Linked DNA regions of Homo sapiens: region 2 is linked to region 1. The links are chromatin contacts, found by Hi-C or POLR2A ChIA-PET in ENCODE. All regions are on one chromosome and are shown on one strand. The core of a region is the stretch at or near the end of the contact, and the rest is flanking DNA. Distances in the headings are between cores, read along the strand shown. Region 1 overlaps RUNX1 (RUNX family transcription factor 1). Region 2 overlaps LOC100506403 (a long non-coding RNA gene).

Region 1 (7,036 bases), core at 1,583-4,082:
TGGGGAGTGATGGCGGGGAGCCTTACAGAGAGATAGGGCGGGGATTGCCTTAACATCCACGTTGGGAATTTGGTCTGATCCTAATGAAATGGAGAACCACTTATAACTAACTCCAGATACAAATTGTGGAAAGATACTTGGCTTACAGTTTAAAGAATGGAAAGGACATTTGGAGGGTGCGTGGGGAGCTTAGAGACCCATCCAGAGACTGAAAGCTCTCCTTTCTCCTTTCAAGCAGCGCCAGGCATGTGTATATCCAGCTTGCAAGGACCCCATTTGGTAGATGGCACTGTACCTAGAAGTCAGCTCCCTCCTCAAGCTTGCCTCAAGCTTCCCTCTCTTCCCTCTCTACCTCCACACTCACCTGCCTTTCTTCCTACCTGCAGTGGCAAGTGCTGCAAGGCTGGTGAGCAGGAGCTGACGCCCCCCAAGCCTTCCTTCCCTGAAGAATGTCCATGCCTCAGGCCTCCCAGCTGCAGCTCTGTGTGGCCTTGGGCTGTGTGTTTGAGGCACCCGGCTAGGGGCACTATCGGAATCAGGAGGAGGCCAGGCCCAGGAGGTCACTTTGGTCACTTGCCCTGTGTGACCCCAGCCCAAACACACAGCCTGATGGATGAGTGAAGACTGGTAAATCTGGTGGCTGTCCTTGGGGGAAGCACAGGGCAGCAGGTGTGGCCTTGGTCTCCAGGGGGCTGCGAATTCAGGGTTTTGGGGTGTTTTGGTTAAAACTTGGTTCCCCAGCTGAGATCCTAGGGAACTGTGGTATCAAAAGGAAAAGGAAGATTAGAAAGGGAAAATGAAATCTCAGGAAAGGAAATGCAAGATTGCATGAGAACATCATGGTGTTTTGTGGGATAGGTGATATTCTGCCAAATAAAGAGGCCCGCCCCTCCACTCCTTTTGCAAACCTGAGCTTTTCCCCTGCCTGCAGTTGAGCCCAGCATACCTGTGCCTTGGAAAAAGCAAGCTATGCCTTCCAAGTGAAATTCGACGTTGTAAAGGACTGGCTGTCAAACTGAAAGTTTGCAGAGTGATTCATTGATTTTTAGAGACAGGGTCTTACTCTGTCACCCAGGCTGGAGTGCAGTGGCGTGATCTCGGCTCACTGCAACCTCCGCCTCCTGGGTTCAAGTGATTCTTGTGCCTCAGCCTCCCAAGTAGCTGGGACTGCAAATGTGTGCCACCATGCCCAGCTAATTTATTTTATTTTATTTTTTATTTTTATTTTATTTTATTTTATTTTTTATATTTTTGGTAGCAATGGGGTTTCACCAAGCTGCCCAGACTGGTCTTGAACTCCTGAGCTCTAGTGATCCTCCCGTCTTGGCCTCCCAAAGTGCTGGGATTACAGGCATGTGCCACCATGCCTGGCCTCATTTATCAAACTTTTCTTTATTGCCTCAGAATAGAAGATACAAAGATGAATAAAATTCTGTCCCTGTCCTCAAACAACTCATTTTCATAGAACATCTCCAGAGAAAATGCTTTGCATGTCTTCGGTTTTCTCCAAGTAAAACAGCTATTTTTCAAACAATCCATAATTCCAAACAAATGCCATTTCCATGGAAAACTGAGTTCTATATTCTAAGGACCTGATTTTCAGTCTGACTTTTGAGGGTAGTCCTGGTGCCAGTAGCTTAGGCCTCAAGTCTGCATTTTGCATGTGTGATGTGAGTGCGATTGGATCAAGCAATCTGCAAATACAGGCACTTTGCACACAAGTATATACAGTACGCCGACATCTTAATTCAATTCAGCATGGAGAATCAGGAAATTATGTGCAAGTTGAAGGATTTGTATCCCGTCCAGAAATCCCCAAATAAATTAATTATACAACTCCACTGTCAAAAATAGTGGCAAATGTTTGGGTAAGGAAATGGAAGAGGAGCATAAGCATGAATTTTGGCTGTTAGGTTGTTCCAGTGGAAAAGTGAGAAATCAAAATTAAAAATACTTCATAAAAAATACTCCAAATGCAGACTACTCCTGGAATCCGAGGGTACGTTAATTTTTATACTTAGTTATCCGCAATTAAAATTAGACCCAAAGCCATCTATTGTAAAAGGAGAAATCTCCCTGCAACCTTTCAGGATCTTGTGGGATTTCCTGAATTTGCAAAGAGCAGAACCTGAGCCTTCACTGACTCTCTTGGTTTTTAAAAGCTGCGATGTTTTTCTTTTATTTTTCCTTTCTCACTCTTTGGGCGTTTCAAGACTCTGGGCACAACTGGCTTTCCTGCAGACAAACACAAGAGTGAAAAATGTTGCGATTGTGTTTCCTAAGGACTCTGAGCCCCCAGGGCAGACGGCTCCTTTGTGTCTGCAGCCTTCCTTTGCGTGACAAAGGGCAAGTTTCACATCCCCTGAAACTGTCCCCAAAAGAAGAAGATGACTCATGCTTACAGACCTACACTAAGGAGAGTGACAGGAACAGAGTCTGCTGCAGAGCCAACTCAGGTAGACCGGGGATACCTGCAAACTAGACCTGAGGAGGCCGAGTCACAACAGGAGTCGGGGCTCGCCCGTCAGACACGGGGTGTTATAGGAGGATTCTGCTCTGATGTGGCCTGGATGCACTTTTAAATATGTTCTTCACACCTAGGCAAGAAATGACCCCGAGCTGCATGTCTTTTTGCTTTGTAATCTCCTTGCCACCCTCAGCTCTTTGGGGAGCAGTGTGCACATTTGAAGCAATCCTGAGGTTTAGCCACTTCCCAGATGTGGTGAGGAAGTGGAGAGTGCGCTGGGCCATGCGGAACTGCAGGTTCCAGCCGTGGCTTTATTTGACCACAATTGGCTGTCAGAGTTCACCAGCCCCAGGGCCGCCAACGTCAAGACTAATCAAGCCTAGACCTGGGGCCTCCCCGCTGACTGGCCCTGGGGAGTGTGTCATGGCAGCGAGTGTCCAGGAAGACTCACCCCTTGACCTTCTTCCCAACTAAATAAAGCAGTTAGTATTTTGCCCTGGCATTTGGATGGACACACTGGCGTCGAGGGAGACAACACATGTTGCAGTGAGGAGCACTGGCCTGGCTTGTTTACATAGCATATCAGCCACTCACAGTTGTGCCTTACAAAGGTCGCCAGCTGGCGGGGCAGGAGTGAACTTGAACTTGAAGTTCAAGTTGCGTTTAGGCCTGGTAGCAGCCCCATCACCTGCTGAACACACACACACACACACACACACACACACACACACACACACACACGCACAAAACCCCTCCTCATGTCAGACGTCAGTGCCTACTTCATCCCCAGCTCCTTCTTACGGGATCTGTCACAGCTCTGGTCTTTGTGGAATCACCTTTATCATGTCTTTAATGATCATTCCACTGACATTTACTGAGACCTTTCCCTGTGCTCTGCTTGTATATTCAGCATTCCATTTAACCTGCAGAACAATGCTACGAGATGGAATGACTGTTATTAACCCCCTTTTACAGATGACAAAGCTGAGGCCCCAGAGAGGTCAAGTAACTTGCCTGAGGTCACACAGCTAGCAAGTGGCAGAGCGAGGTTTTGAACCTAAGTAGGTTGCCTTGAGAGTCCACACTGAATGAATCACCACTGTGTTTCCACCTTCATGGGATTTTATATGGAATTCTTCTCTCTCACTGCTTCCAAGCCTACATCAAGACAAACCTCATCTGCCCTGTTGTTTTTTGTTCTCACCTTCTTATTCAGTATGAGTGTCGTTTGGTGCTTCTAATGGTCTTCTAATGGTCCTCCTGGAACCCAAGCCCTGGCTGGAACTGATGCTGCTGTGGTGGTCAGGGTTCAGTGAGCAGGAGGAAGGACTTGGTGTTTACCCCTTGTTTACCCCTTTCCTTGGCTTCCTTCCATGCAGGCCACCCTGTGACCCCGTGGTGGCCCCCTCTGGAACCAAGAGCTGCCGACTTCCAGCAGCACACACAGGATCAGTGCTGGGGCCATCTGTGCACTGACCAAAGCCTCTGCTGGCCTCACCAGACCAAGGCCAGTGAGTGCTTCAGGGAGCCTTGGATCCTCCAGGCTGCCAACAGAAACACCGGCCCTCTCGGCAGCAGCCCCATCCTTCCACCCCTGCACTGGGTCCTGAAAAGCCCATTTTGGGGCCGTTGCTATTTAGCCAACCTGCCCTCCCTTGCTCTCCTGTGATTTCTCACTATTCCGGCTGCAGCTCGCTGGGAGAAACACTTGAGAGTCTTTTGTGCTCCACACCCATGTACTTAAAATACCAGGCCTATAGGTCATTTCAATGAGGGAATTTGGCTCATAACACGTGTGCCCCGAGGCACAGATCCTACTTCTGCAGATGCTGGCCAAGAAGGGCTGTGTCCCAGCCGCCATGGGGTGGGGCCACAGAGAGGGCAGGGCCACGTGGAGGGCAGAGCATGTGGCTCCTGTCAGGTGCGCCCGTTGCTGACTGCAGCCCAGTATCAAGGCTCTGCTGGGTCTCATTGGAAGAATACAAAGGACGTGTAAGGCAGTTTTCGTGCTGTGGAAAAATGTCACCTACACCTGTGAAGAAGTCATCACTGTGTCTGTAAGATAATAAGCAAATGTCCTTGTACCCAAAGCTGTAAACAAGAGCCCTTTGTGAGGGAGAACCACATGACTGGCCAAAACGCCCCACCTACTAGTGTGTGCTCGGTGGAAATGTCTTGTGACTGTGCTTAAAATGAAGGGCATGATTGGGAGGCCAAGGTGGGCGGATCACAATGTCAGGAGTTCGAGACCAGCATGGCTGACATAGTGAAACCCCATCTCTACTAAAAATACAAAAAATTAGCTGGGTGTGGTGGTATGCACATGTAATCCCAGCTACTCGGGAGGCTGAGGCAGGAGAATCGCTTGAACCCGGGAGGCAGAGGTTGCAGTGAGCCGAGATCACGCCATTGCACTCCAGCCCAGGAGACAGTGCAAGACTCCATCTCAAAAAAAAAAAAAAAAAAAAAAGATGGGCATGAAATAATGAGAATTCAGATAATGACCATTCATTTCACAAATTATCACTTTGATTAAGTTTTACTCCTGATTATATAGGTTAGTCTGTGGTTTACCAGATGGGGTGTCATGAGTGCTCAACTGCCAGAGGCCCAAACGCAGCTCAGTAAGAAAATGCTTTTGAGCTATAACCCAGGTTGAGTACCATTGGTACATTAGAATCACAGAGTCAGATTTTACTTTTTGGGGCAGTGGTAGGTGTGGATAAAGTATCTCCAGTCCAGATTTCTTGTACTGGTGCTATTGGGTTTGCGGGTGGAGATTTATGACCTCAGGGATAATAACCGGAAGAACAGTGAGTAGAAAGCTCAGGGATATGAGTTTTGCTGTATATCAAAGCTGTGTGACTTTGGGAAAATTACTTAACCTTTCTGGGCCTTAGCTTTGCTACCTATTCATCAAGAACAATAAAATCCATCTTGTTTATTTCATGAGATTGGTGTGAGGACCAAATGAAATAGTATATGGGAAGGTGTTTAAAAAGTTGTAAGTTCTACACGACTTAAAAATGCCAGTATTATGAATGCAACCATTCTTTGTTGTCATTTGGGTAGTCGTGGATAGCGTGGTGGTAGGAGAGCCACTATCGGAGCAAGACTGTTCCAGAGGGTAAAACACACGCGTGCCTGTAGAGCAGTTGTCACTGGTAGAGCCATGATGGGAGCTCTTACTACATTGCTATTTGTACTGAGTTAAATAGTGTTCTCCAAAAAGTGTATGTCCACCTAGAACCTTAAAATATGGCTTAAGGTCTTTACAGGTGTAATCGAGATAAAGTCATACTGGACTTGGGTGGGCCATAAGTCCAATGACTGATGTCCTTCTAAGAAGAGGGAGGGGACACCCAGTAGGAAGACAGTCATGTGAAGATGGAGGCAGAGGCTAGAGTGCTGCAGCTGCAAGTCAGGAAACGCCAAGAAATGCTGGCCACCATCCGAAGCGAGAAAGAGGCAAGGATCCTCCCTAGAGCCCTCAGGGGGAGTGTGGCCCTGCTGCCACCTTGATTTGGGACTTCTGACTTCCAGAATTGTGAAAGTCTTAATTTCTATTGTTGTAAGCCACCCAGTTTGTGATAATTTATTACAGCAGCCCCAGGAAACAAATACAGTATTTTTATGAAGTCACTGAGGTGCTAGAGTTGTAGGCAACAGAAGAATCACACGTGGACCTGCCCGCCTGCACATGGCTATGGGCATCTCAGGCCAGCTGCATTCTTGGAAGATGAAATCAGAGAGTTGAAAGGGACATTGCATGCATCCCATGAACCCCCCTCATTTTGCTGATGAGGAAACTGAGATCTGGAGAGGTAAAATCGTTTGTATTGCATCCCCAAACTTGTAACTCTCTTGCTGAAAGAACCACCTCAGTCTCTCTCTCTCTCTCTCTCATACACCCACATGCACCCCTAGACCTACTCAGGACTGGGACAATGGCATTATCTATTGTTGTGTCCTCAAGGGACTTTTTTTTTTTTAATTTTAAATACCCCCTCTCTCCTAAAGCCCCTTCCCACTTGCACCCTTTCCCACCTTTCTGTGAGGGCTACATGGGTATATAGAAAAGGGTCCCCACCTTCTGGGAGACTAGGTCTACACAGCCGCAAACTGCATTCAGTATGACACCCTAAATAATCAAAGGTGAAGGATGATTTATGAGGCAGCCCAAACAGCCATAAAGCAAAATGTAGTCATCAAGGAAGGCTGCCTGGAAAACAAGTGACTGAGTGACTGCCCGTTGCCAGATGCTGAAGGGCAGGAAGACTCGGGTGAAGGGTGCAGCAAGGAGCCTTGGATTGGCGAAGTGGCTGGAGGAAGGAAGACCTCAGCATCTCAATGCCATGGCTCATGGGTAGAACTCGGAGGGTGCACACTGGGAGTCAGGTATGCGGAGGAGAGGGGGTGAGTGAGAAATTACTTGGGGCAGGGTCTTATTAGTGAGAAGATCCTAAAAGCAGGTTCTGGAGTTCAGTCTTGATGATACAGGTGATAACCTTCATGGGTTCTTGACAGAGAGGGAACAGGCTGACCATGAGGCTTGTAGGACAATCTGTT
Region 2 (7,036 bases), core at 2,361-4,860, 640 kb before region 1:
CATACCTACCATAAGCACACCAGGAATACTGCATTTTAGCTATACTTCAGGCATTTCAGCTTCCTAGTGGGCTACATGGCTTTTCCAGAGCTCGCTCTCTCTCTTTTTTTTTTTTTTTTTGTAGCAAGGGCTCAATGACCCACAGGTCTATATTCATGCCCCATCTCAGAGCTGGTGTGGGAACTCAGATGGTGCGTCTTTGCTGATTGCATTTATGTAGCCCTTAAAACACTTGCCACGTGGCTTCACCAAGAAAGGTTTTCCCAAGTCCCATTTTATAATTGTTCCTATCCTGGGAGCTGGCCCTTCCTCTTGGCCATCATGGGTTTGGGCAATTATAGGTGCTTCATTACTTGTCATGAAACAAGAAGACCTCCAGGCAAAGTATATCATTTTTATAATCACACACACAAAAACCGCAGATAACATTACAAACAAAAGTTATAGTGACAAGAGAAAACTGTCATAATAAAATGATAGGAAAAGAAAAGAACCTAAAAGTTATATCAATAATGGGAGCTTAGCTGTAAAATTTTTTTTAGACTGGAAGTATACCTAAGAAAATTTTACTGGTGTTTCCTTTGGATTGTGGGAGTATAGGTTTTTGTTTTCTTCTTCATAGTTTCCTGTATGTCTCAAGTTTTCTATCATGAGTCAGAAAAAGAAAGTCTATTATTTGCAGAATTGGGCGGACTGGGTGGGGCAGGGTGACAACAGCAAAGAGAATTACAGAGTAAAGTTGATCCTGGAGAAAAAAATCCCCTAAATGAAGACTGATTTATATATGACATACTCTGGAGGCCAAGCCCACCCACACCCTCTATCAATCAACAACTGTGCCCTGAAGTAAGTATTATCAGTCCCACTTTACAAACGTGAAAAACTAAGACTTAGGTAGATCATGCAAATTTCCTGCAGCCACACATCTGGTACGAGGCAGGGTGAAACATTGCTATTATCTATTCTTTGTAGATCTCCTGGGGGAGGTAAAGAGACCACCACTGGGCGTACTAAGTTGATCGAGAAACAACGTGCTGGAGCACTTTCAGAAAATTTCCCAGGGGCTCAATTCAGAAGCAGCATTCCTGGGGATCATAGAGACTTACATTTTTCCTGCCCTGGTAAATGAATGGAACCTACCTACCATGCATGACAAAACCTTCTCAACATTTTTGTTCTTTTTTGGCCACATGCAATCATACATTTATTTGGGGTATTTTTTCCTTGTCCTCAAAGTTGTCATACATTCTCATTCCTCCTGCGACTCTTTCTTCTTTCTCTACAGGCCAGGGTGCTGAGAGAGGAGTAGAATGATCTGGGAGGAGTGATGTCATGTGACTTGGTTGATATTTATACCATCTACATCATTCCCCAAAACCATGCTCACCGAGGTCCTGTTTTCTGGACAGACAGAGAGCTTGCCTGACAGCCCCATTGTGGGTCCTGTCCCAGTGCCCCTGGGTGGGACTGCTGGATAGCACATTCCACAAACCCCTGCATCTTTTATTCTCCTGGAGAATTTACCTCATTGGTACTCAAAGGAATATGATAGGAAATCTTGTGTCATGGGAAGCTTAGGAATGCTATTTCATTTGGCTTTGGAGTTCATCGTTGTACTGTGAATGAGCTGCTTCTCTGGGGTGATGGCTTTCGTCTCCTTTTGCATTTCCTACTTCACATAGGTGGCATAGGATGCCATAAGCCTGTCTACACTTGCAAGGTTCTACTTTATGTGATTCATGCTAAGGTGTTCCCTTTGCCTGAAATTTGAGGATTCCATTCAGTTTGTGCTTGAATTACCTAGGAATTTGCTTCATTTCTTCAGTGTGCATCTCAGAAGAACCACACAGTTTGATATTTGGGGAAAAGTGCAGATATTTTCATTAATAATGTAACTAAGTTGACTGCTTTGTTCAAAGGGGGCAACCAAAACATGGAAAAGCCTTGCCTGAGTGAAGCTGGCTCATGAACAAGTCCTGGGAATGCTATTGGACTAGTGCCACGACAGACCGAATGTAGTTTAGAAACTGAATTGGGACACATATGGTTAATACCTCTTCGAATAAAGTATGCATTTATGCAACTATAAAAATGCAGGCTTTATGCAGAATGCCAGGTAACTACCTTCTAATTTAATATGGACTTTTCCCCGGGAAATCCAAAGTATTGGAGATTTATCATAAGCTGAAAATTACTAAAGAGAGAGCCATGCCTCTTCATGTACAACTCTTTCTGCTCATGTTTGCTTTGACATCAGGAAGAAGGAATTGTGGGTTTGAAATATGACCACCTGCATCTGTGTCTTTCTAAGGTACCAGGCACAGTTTCTTTTGTGTTATCTCATTCATTCTCACAACAACCCTGTGCAGCAGAAGGTATTTTCTCTGTTCTATCGATGAGGAAATCCATGCTCAGAAACTTTAATTGGACTCGGCGATGTTTCACAGTACAAGGTGGCAGAGGTTGGATTGGAACTCAGGACTGAAGATCCAAAAAACCATGACCTTTCTAATTGCTACCCTGCCTTTTGAGTTTTATGAATGCGGTTAAGGGAATTCTAGTTTCAGTATCTCATAAAACACCATCCAGGGCTAATTTTTCACTTCTGAAGAAAGTGAGAGAACAGATGGGAGCCGTCATGCCACCAGCCCTTACAAATGCCCCTTCTTGACTGCCCAACCCTGGTTTCATCCTCTATGTGACTTACAGCATGTCAATGGCATGCAGTGCTGGAGACAGCCTTAATATGGATGCTGGAAGTACTTTTTGATTTTGTAAAGCAGGCTTAAGGAAATACACCCATGCAGTGTGTGCATGCACACACACACACGTGTACATACATACCACACACATGCATGTGCACATACACATGCACACACACATGCTGCTCATATGTAATTTCTACTTCCTGTTAGGTCTTTACCAGGACTCTTGAACTACTCCTAGAGGGGTAGACATGGCTTAGTTATCAGTAAGTTCTGCAGTGTTGAGGGGAAGGGGAAGTTGGGTATGACGCAAGTGCAGGGGGGAGAATGGGAAAATTGTGTCTGACGATGGTTTACTTTTTGTAGCAGCTGAGAAAGTCACTGATGTTGCTGCCTCCTGTTGTTAAGTTAGAGCCCTCTCAAAATAGATCTTTTGATTTCTATTGCCTTTCAGGGTCCCCATACCTTGATTGGTGCTCAGTAGCCTGAAGACTTGTGTTTGAACAATGGATTCCTTAGTTGAGGGTTGGGAAAAACCTTAACAGCTATGGAGGCCAGCCCCTACCCACACCTTAATTTCAAGCCCCCTCTGAAAGTCCATACCAGATGGTAGAGCAGCCTAGGCTTGCAAATGTCCTGTAACTGGTCCTCACTACCTCCTGAGTCAACCAACATCATCTTTGACAGCTTCCTGTTTCAAAAATGTTTTCTTCATATTGAGTTGAAATGTGCCTCATTGCTTAACTTCCAACCAGGCATATATATTCTTTGGGCTGCAGTTTCTTGCCTTATAAAATGAGTCGGCTGGCCTCAGGACTGACCTATCCAGATGCACACGTTGTGCACTGCACAGCTCCAGGGGGCACCATTCATCTAGACTTTGAGGAGTCTGGCCTCTGGCTAGAATTGTGCAATGCCACGGCCCTGGTTTGCCACAATGACCTTTGTGTTTCTTTGTGACTCTCAAATTTGATGTCGGCCTCCAGATGGGGATATACGCTGCAAAGTAGTTCAGTTAGCACTAACAAGCTTTCAACGTCCTTGTTTGAGAAGAGCTGCCTGTTGTCACTAGAGCAGGCCACCCCTTGTTATTCACACCTTGTGGAGCTTAATTTCATTCAAGCGCCTACATGCAAATTAGATTTTTACCCTGAAGGCAAGGCGTCATCTGTTGTTTGGCCAACAACAGATGCTAAATGAAGAGGAAAGGAGAATGTGTACTTTTCTTTGAGAATCTATTATATTTCAGACTGTAATTATGTTTTTTTAAGAATTTTTTAAGTATCAGTTTTTAAGTATTAATAAAAATGTCATCTGAGTTATTTTTTCAGAATTGAAGGACATTGAAGGAGAATGATATTGGCAGATGTTTCCTTTCTGACCAATTATTAATTTTATAATAAAATACTATTATTTCCTAAGTCACTAATATATAGTTTGCATCATCTGCTCAAAGGGTAAGACTTGGGCAAACAAAATCAGGCACATATCCAGAAGATGTTCAACTTAATTTCTCATACCTCTTAAAACAACCTATCTGTATTACGTGACCATTATAAGTTCTTATCTTTTTTGTGAAAGGAAATTTGTTAGAAACTGAATTGGGACACATATGGTTAACACCTCTTTGAATAAAGTATGCATTTATGTAACTATAAAAATGTAGCCTGTATGCAAAATGCTATATAATTACCTTCTAATTTAATATTGACTTTCCCCCGGGAAATCCAAAGTATTGAAGGTTTATCATAAGCTGAAAATTATAGATTCCTGAGGAAGGTGATTGTTGCTAGAAATAGAATAATTTGGCCTTACGGTGGTTGGCATGAACAGTGCATCCTCTGCCCAGTTGGGTTTTTGGCGAAGTGGCAGTTTAAATTAAGCACTTGGGCACTGTGATGATGGACAGGCCCAGATGAAAAGATAGCTCTGGTTTTATGCTCAAGGCTTCATGTTTCCCACAAGATGAGGTATTTATTAACTAAGAGTCGCACCCACTTCACTTTTATTATTAAATGTTTGTAGAGCCTTCCTGAAAAGAATAATGCGGGTAGAATTTATACTGGGAAGGTTTCAACATCCCATAAAACTGACACTCTAGCACTTTGTAGAAAAGATGGGCCTGGGGAATGCAAGGAGGGAGAGGAAACTCTCCAAGATATAGATCTTGCTTAAAAGGGAGTTTCACCTCTGATAATTTAGGAGGTCAGAGGGCAGGTCTAAGTTCTCAGCCTCTGGATGTAAGAAGTGACCAGGAACAATAATGGGCAAAAGTGTGTGTGTGTGTGTGTGTGTGTGTGTGTGTGTGTGTGTGTGTGTGTGATACATTTAAAACACATTTACTCTCCCTTGTTTTCAAACACTTAAAAACATATTTTACTTTGCTGGCAAGAACAGATAGGGGATTTAAAGGCTTGGTAGTTTCTATGAATAGCAATGCTGAAATGTTAAAACAAAAGAATTCAAGGTGTTTCCCGTAACCCCCCTCTCCCCAGGGGCATCTTGGGTTAATAAATTAATCAAAACCAAGTGTGGGCTGCAGTGAAACTATATAAGGGTGGTATCTCCTTGGATCCAGCTGTACATACCGGTGTCAAAACAGCAAAAGCATCCAAAAATGATCTCAAGCTAGGATGAAGCCTTGATCCATCATTTTTCACCAAAACTAGTGAAACAAGTGAATAATGATTTGGGGACACTCTGGAACAAGAGTTATTAAGGACTGACACAGGCACATGTTACTCTAAGAGATAAAAATGAATGAAGCAGTTGCTCATCTTCAGGATGCCTCCTCCCTCCACCCTATACGCAGAGACTATTATCCTTCTCCCCAATACACCACATACTCTTTTTGTTTTTCCCTTGGAGACCCAATGACAAGCCACAGGATATCTATTAGCATACATTAAAATAAGAACCATCGCTTGCAATCTCTACTTTGGTTGGGACCAGTCCAACATCCTAGCAAAAATCTGCCAAGTTTCTCTCTCCTGGAATTCAGACATTTAATCAATGACACTTGCTTTGCCAAGGTTGTAAAAATAAAACAACTCTCAAAGTGCTAAACCTCCATTTCGTTCTGCAAATGCTTCAGTTAATGATGGAAACATACAGAACCAGAGGCTAATAGAGTAGAAAAGAATTGCACGTGTGTGTGTGGGCACATAGCAAATGTTAGCATGGCAAAACATGAAAAATAGGCACAACGAAAAAGATGTTAACACAGAGTCCCAGCTAAATTTACATAAATTTACATTCCTGATTATTTCAAAAGTGTTATCTTATATAAAACTTCTGATTCCAAATTACAAAAAGTAGCTGTTTCTTTTTGTTTATTTTATTTATTAATTATTTAATTTTGAGACAGGGTCTCACTCTGGGGCCCAGGCTGGAGTGCAGTGGTGTGATCTTGGCTCACTGCAGCCTTGACCTTCTGGGCTTAAATGATCCTTTCTCTTCAGCTTCCAGAGTGGCTGGGACTACAAGCGTGTACCACCACACCTGGCTAATTGTTTTTATAGAGAGGGGGTTTCGTCATGTTGCCCAGGCTGGTCTCGAACCCCTACGCTCAAGCGATCCACCCGCCTTGGCCTCCTGAAGTGCTGGGATTACAGGAGTCAGTCACCACATCCAGCCAAGAGTAGCTGTTTTTTCTATATGTTGAACTTACACTAATTAAAATATGTTGATATATGACATATGTATGTACCTTATGAAGTCTTTTTTATGTGGCCATCGTACTGTTTTGTATCCCAGCATAAACATGTTATTTAACATAAAGGCATAGCACATAGTGACACACAAGATGTGCTCCCAGAAATGAAAAACACTATAGTTTCTAACATTCAAAAGCCAGCTATCATCATAATTTGCTCTTGATGGACAGAAATAACAATTTGCCTATATTTCGTGCTCAATGTGCACGAGTGCAGAGGGACTTAGCTTATGGGACATCGAATCATAACAGACTGGGCAGACTTCTCGTCATGATCTTTCAGCATGTGGGATAGGCTGTTTGTTCCTTTTATTAGGAATACAGCTTTATTAAAACAGAGAAAGGGAGATGTAACCCCGGGATACACAGGCTGTGTCAGTTTCAAAGTAGGTTCTGCAGCTCCCTAGGTATAGGAACCATCCATGGCAAGCCAGACATCCGGAAGGGTTGAGCCCTTGGTGCTACAGTCTCCCGGGGCTTGAGCAGGATTGCTGGTTAACTGGCTCTGCGGTGCACAGCACCTGTGGGGCTTGTGGGTCCCTCAGCCCCAGGTTCCAGCCTCCGGAGCCAGGGATGCAGCTGGACACAGTAATGCACTTCTAGCTCTCACTGATTG

What was found. Hi-C counts contacts between places; a loop is a spot of excess contacts on that map. ChIA-PET counts read pairs that join two places held with the same protein, here RNA polymerase II (POLR2A). Pooled maps may share reads with other maps.
Region 2: a pooled map shows a loop between it and region 1 (4-fold over the local background). The contact joins two enhancer-like sites. A Hi-C loop is called at or near these places in 2 of 50 pooled maps. POLR2A ChIA-PET finds 5 or more read pairs at or near these places in 3 of 52 experiments (PC-9, WTC11 and activated T-cell).

Annotation. Positions count from the first base shown.
Region 1 is chr21:34,861,452-34,868,487 of GRCh38, reverse strand. All of the region lies in intron 5 of RUNX1 (RUNX family transcription factor 1), which reads left to right. The region is part of intron 1 of RUNX1-AS1 (RUNX1 antisense RNA 1); the gene reads right to left. Among named protein-coding and RNA genes, the nearest start is that of RUNX1-AS1, 29 kb to the right of the region's middle. RefSeq lists enhancers at 1-580, 581-1,248, 2,229-2,508, 2,549-2,718, 1,989-3,188. Within about 2 kb of position 2,832, at least 17 of the 41 ENCODE cell types and tissues checked have a DNase peak (open chromatin) inside an H3K27ac peak, as active enhancers do.
Region 2 is chr21:35,505,150-35,512,185 of GRCh38, reverse strand. The region is part of intron 1 of LOC100506403 (a long non-coding RNA gene); the gene reads left to right. Among named protein-coding and RNA genes, the nearest start is that of MIR802, 210 kb to the left of the region's middle. RefSeq lists enhancers at 3,478-3,998, 5,242-5,831. Within about 2 kb of position 3,610, at least 5 of the 41 ENCODE cell types and tissues checked have a DNase peak (open chromatin) inside an H3K27ac peak, as active enhancers do.